Linked DNA regions of Homo sapiens: region 1 is linked to region 2. A link is a contact called in ENCODE Hi-C or POLR2A ChIA-PET data. All regions are on one chromosome and are shown on one strand. Each heading gives the region's core, a stretch centred on a gene start or an enhancer-like site at or near the end of the contact. The rest is flanking DNA. Distances are from core to core; before and after follow the strand shown. Region 1 overlaps LOC101927166 (a long non-coding RNA gene). Region 2 holds the start of HOXB8 (homeobox B8).

Region 1 (2,700 bases), core at 9-2,508, 160 kb after region 2:
AGTTGGGCCAGGGGATTTAATGGGTACAGGATGAGGGGTGAGACAGGTCATGGTGATTTTGGAAAAGGCAACATTTGAGCAAGAAAATAGGAATGCATGCTCTCACTTTGGACCGCGGTTCTAGGCTTGAGGGTGGGGCTTCGCCAGGGACCCTGCCCTTTTCTGCCGAGAATTTCCCTGCTTCCTGCCCCTACCAATACCATCCTGTCCTTATCCACACACTAACATATTTTATGTACTTACAATGATATAGATTCTGTATCATTTTATATTTTGAATGTGTCAAAATGCAGAAGCAGGTAACAAAAAACTAAAAGTGTCAATAAAAGTTCTTACTCTCTCACAAAATAAGAAATGTAGAGGTCTTATTTTGGTTCATCAGCTGAAAAATGCTATGACTGACCAGGCTTCCTTCATCCTTTTGCTTTTCTACCTTCAGTGTTGGCTCTTGGTCTCTAGGCTTGCATGGTTGCCATGGTTGAAGAAATCATGTGCTCATACAACTATATTCATAGACATGAATGAAAGAGTAGGAGCCTCATGCATACTCGTCTTTTTAACTAGAATAAAAATGTCCTCAGACGTCTCCCAGTAGTCTTCCCCTTCCTCTCCTTGGCCAGAACTGTGTCATGTGGCCTAATATAATCTGAATGTTTGTGTCCCTTCAAAATTCATAAATTGAAATCTAATCCCCAATGCAATATTTTAAGAGGTAGGGCCTTTAGGAGGCGATTAAGTCATGATGGTGGAGCTTTGTACCTTTGTAAAAGAGGCCCAAGGGAGCTTGTTCACTCCTTCCATCATGTGAAGAAGCAGCAAGAATGCACCACCTATGAAGCTGAGAACACGCCTTCATCTGAATCTGCTGGTACGTTGATCTTGGACTTCCCAGGCTCCAGAACTGTGAGCAATAAATTTCTCTTGTTATGAATTATCCAGTCCGAGGTATTTTGGTGTAGCAGCATGAATGGACTAAGACAAGGCCATTCCTAGTTGTAAGGGAAACTGAGAAAGCAATAATCTGGTTTTTCAGTCTCTGTCGTGAGAAGCAGCTCTGCCAGAAGTATATTTGAGAAGCAGTAAGTATATTTGAGAAAACATGGAACAAAATTAAATATCTATAACAGCATTTGAGGACTTAAATGCAGCTGCTACTTTATATACTACTTTCTTTACCAACTAAAGCCATTTTCTTCATATCTGTGGTTCTAGCTCCTGAGACCACAACTTCCTACCTAGGCAGGAAGTATAAAAGAAGATCAAGGCCATTTAGATGTGTTTGTTAATTTGTGCTGTGACTATAAATGTCTTCCTGAACAGCAGACTCTTGTCATCTGGGATCTGATTCCTCCACTTCATCTTGCTAACTAACCTCACAGTGTTGAGACCTTCATCATACTCTTGAACAAGGGAGACTGCCCACTTTCTGGGATCTGTGCTTTCATCTCTAGATCCCCAGACCTGGTGTGTGTCTCTCCTTAGCATCTGCACAGCTCTCTAGTGATCTTATCTCCCTGACAGGCAAACCAGGTTCTGCTGTAGAGTGTGTGAAAAAAGGCATGACTATAGTTATAAATCTGAATATCTATGGAACAAGCCAAATGTGTAAATATTTAGGAGATACCAAACCAAGGAACCATCAGCGGAGTTAATCAAATTAGGGCTAGCTCCTGGCAAAATTTGACATTTAAAAAAAAGGCCTTTGGTTAATGGGTTAATATCCTTAATGTATAAAGAGTTCTTACAAATATATAAGAACAAAGGGACAAATATCCCTAAAGAAAAATGAATAAAAAGTAGAACAAGGTAATTTATAAAAGAAGTAATATGAAAGGCCAGTACATACAGTTTTAAAAGTTTATCCTGGCTGGGCGTGGAAGCTCATGGTTGTAATCCCAGCACTTTGGGTCACTTGAGCTCAGGAGTTTCAGACCAGCTTAGGCAACCTGGTAAGAACCCATCTCCACAGAAATAAAAATAAAAATAAAAATTAGCCAGGTGCCATGGTGCACACCTGTAATCTCAGCACTTTGGAAGGCAGAGGTGGGTGAATTGCTTGAGCCTCAGGAGTTCAAGACCAGCCTGGGCAACATGAAGAAACCTGCCTCTACAAAAAAAAAAAAAAAAAAAAAACTTTAAAAATTAGCCAGGTGTGGTGGTGCATGCCTATAGTCCCAGCTACTTGGGAGGCTGAGGTGGGAAGATCATTTGAGCCTGGGAGGTTGAGGCTGCAGTGAGTCGTGATGACCACTGCTCTCCAGCCTAGGGTGGGCAGGGGACAGAGTGATACCCTGCCTCAAAAAAACAAAACAAACAAAAAAAGCCCCACAAAGCTCATCCTTACCAATAATCAAATAAATATTATTTAAAACAGTATACCAATTTGTCAACTTGACAAAGGTTTAAGAAGGTTCTAAAAAATGTAATATATATAATATGCTAGATAAGATTAATTCACACTTCATATTCATTCCCACTATTTCTGATGTGCTTTTTTGTACTGCAGAAGCTGTAAAATAAAATACTGCATCTTCCAGACTCCCATGTAGCTAGGGTTCTGCATGTGAATTGGGTTCTGCAAGTTAAATGCACTTTGCTGAGATTTGTATGATGCTGCCTGCCGCTGTGCAGAGGCTTTAGCCATGATTCTTTTGGGTTAGATCCTTTAAATAGTTGAGCCCTGTGGCAAATAATAGGCTT
Region 2 (2,700 bases), core at 17-2,516:
CTGCAGAAGGTGTGGGGGTCGGCCTGGGAAGGTTGGGAGCTATTAATAATTGGGCTTGGCTACTGGGTCCCAAGGCCTGGGTGCAAGTGTCGGGTAGCCCATTGGGGCTTCATCCCTCTGATGGCATCAGGCCCTCTCCCTTCATGCAAAGTCTGCCCTCAAAAGTGCTGATGGGCTGAAGGGCCTTCAGGAGACCCCCTTTTCAGCAAGCAGAGAGTGCACAAACCTGCAGAATCGGCAGTGGCAGCTCGAACTTTGCTCTGTGCTTCAACCACTGCTCATTAACCAGAAAGTTTCTTCTTCCCTCCCGTTCCCTCCTCAAGATCTCCCAGATCCCTGTTTCACAGAAAATTTTTGCTTATTTGTTTAATGAGAGGAAGTTTTGTGACTGGCCAGGGCAGGGCAGAGAGGGCAGGGCAGAGAAGGGACCTTTTGGGGGCTCCAGAGAAGGGGTGGGGGCAGGTGCTTGCCAGGACGGAAGGAGGTGAAAATCTCAGAAAAGTCACCGTTTGTGCCAAAAAAAAATCCCCATAATCATTCTCATTTCGGCTTCGTCACCCCCACCGTGCTGCAATCGGGCGGCGGGGGCGATCGAAGCTGCAGTTTTATAGCTGTAGAGGAAAGAACTCGTAAAATGCTAACAGCTTTTATGCGCTGCGGCATAAACAACAACAGACTCCGGCTTTATTGCGTTTTATAGTTTCTTAAAGAGTTTACAGCCGTTTTTTGGGGGGCCGGTTATCCAGCCAATTCCCTCCACACGATAGTTAAACCTTTATCAATAATAAGGAAATTGATCATTAAAGCTTTAAATATGACTACCTCGTTTGTTTGAAAATACGTTTAGGAGAGGAAGCTGTATGATTTGATAACTTGTATTAAAATACCAATTACATTTATAGGACCTTTTAAAACTCGGCGCAATTAAACCGTGTTCTTTTACATTTTTCCGAAGCGACCCTGACATTTAGAAAGACTCCAATTGCCTCGTTAAAATCGCGAAATTAACAGCGTGCCTACGCCTGGCGCGTTGTGTATGTGTGTGTGCGTGTTTTTTTCCGTGACTCCCCCACATCAGTCTTTGGGGGTGGTCTGCGAAGGTATTTGATTTGTTGTGAGGCGAGAGATATCTCATTAATGTAGGTAGTTAAACAGATTTAATCCGTATTCATTCTCTCTCACCCCCTCTCCCTCTCCCCCTCTCTCTCCCCCTCTCCCCCTCTCTCTCCCTGGGTGTTTTTTTCTTCCCCTCCTTTTTTTTTTTCCGCTCTCTCCTCACTCCCTGGCGCTCTCTCGCTCTAGCTCTCTCTCTCGCTCGCTCTCTCTCGCTCTCACCCTCGCTCTGCGTTCTGTCCGGGAGGAGTACGAAGAAGCCAATAGGATGCGGGGTCTCTAATGGATGCAAATGATCATGAAAAGACAGTGCAAAATATGAAACAACTCATTTGCAGGGAAGTAAATCACCGAAAACTGTTTATGAACTGGCATCCCTTCTTCGAAATGTAAAGCGAGGACCTCTTTAAGTGGTGGTATATTTTTGTTTGGGGGGTGGGGGGTGGGGGGAGGGCGAGCGAGCCGCGGCTGCCATGCAAGCTTAGACTTTTGGAGGCTTCTCTGTCCTTTTCTATTCCTGGAAACCACAAAAAGTGTGTCGGCTTCGAGATCTTCTTCGCCTTTTCTTTCTTTTCTTTTTTTCCCTCCTCTCTTTCCCTCTCCTTTCCTGGCGAGGGTGACTAGGAGCCGGCGAATCCGCGTTTTTTTCTCTCTCTCCCTCCCTTTCCCCCTCCCCACCCCCTCCCCAACAGCCCCCAACTATAGCCTCCGCCGCCGCCGCCGCCTCAAAATTCAATAAAATGAGCTCTTATTTCGTCAACTCACTGTTCTCCAAATACAAAACCGGGGAGTCCCTGCGCCCCAATTATTATGACTGCGGCTTCGCCCAGGACCTGGGCGGCCGACCCACCGTGGTGTACGGTCCCAGCAGCGGCGGCAGCTTCCAGCACCCGTCGCAAATCCAGGAGTTCTACCACGGGCCGTCGTCGCTGTCCACGGCTCCCTACCAGCAGAACCCGTGCGCCGTGGCGTGCCACGGGGACCCCGGCAATTTCTACGGCTACGACCCGCTGCAACGCCAGAGCCTATTCGGTGCGCAGGATCCAGACCTGGTGCAGTACGCAGACTGCAAGCTTGCCGCCGCCAGCGGCCTGGGCGAGGAGGCCGAGGGCTCCGAGCAGAGCCCGTCGCCCACACAGCTCTTCCCCTGGATGCGCCCGCAAGGTGAGCTCGCCTCGGGGCCGACAAGGGCAGGAGGGGGCCGGAAGGGCCCAAGGCCTGGCAGGCCGGGGCGCATTTCCTCCAGCTTCTGGAAGACTTGCCGGCTCCGTTCCGATCGCCTGCCGCTTTTCCCCTTTCTTTCTTATCTTTCTTTCTTCTTTCTTTTTTCTTTCCCTTGAAGGGGGTCGCTTAGAAACATTTCCTGAATCTATAAACCCCTCATCCTGCCTTACTTTTCTTCTTCTTCTCCTCCTTTTTTTCCCCTTTTACTGTTTTATGGGGGGTAGTGAAGAGAGGGTGGTGGGAGTGGGGGCGCTCAACTTTTGCACTTCTCAATTGCTTTATAGTTTAATTACCCTGAAGAAACTTTTCTTCTGGGGCAGAGGCTCTGGGGGCTTTTCAAGGTGGGTCCATTCGTCCCCACCC

Evidence for each region. A loop is a pair of places that touch in the nucleus more often than their neighbours do. ChIA-PET counts read pairs that join two places held with the same protein, here RNA polymerase II (POLR2A). Pooled maps may share reads with other maps.
Region 1: POLR2A ChIA-PET joins it to region 2 with 24 read pairs in activated naive CD4-positive, alpha-beta T cell. The contact joins the enhancer-like site here to the promoter of HOXB8 in region 2. A Hi-C loop is called at or near these places in 5 of 50 pooled maps. POLR2A ChIA-PET finds 5 or more read pairs at or near these places in 3 of 52 experiments (MCF 10A, activated CD4-positive, alpha-beta T cell and activated naive CD4-positive, alpha-beta T cell).

What each region holds. Positions count from the first base shown.
Region 1 is chr17:48,452,314-48,455,013 of GRCh38, reverse strand. LOC101927166 (a long non-coding RNA gene) reads right to left here. Exons shown (of 6, transcript NR_110804.1): 3 at 760-901. Among named protein-coding and RNA genes, the nearest start is that of SKAP1, 23 kb to the right of the region's middle. Within about 2 kb of position 1,258, at least 5 of the 41 ENCODE cell types and tissues checked have a DNase peak (open chromatin) inside an H3K27ac peak, as active enhancers do.
Region 2 is chr17:48,613,858-48,616,557 of GRCh38, reverse strand. HOXB8 (homeobox B8) reads left to right here and starts at 1,266. Exons shown (of 2, transcript NM_024016.4): 1 at 1,266-2,277. The coding sequence starts at 1,854.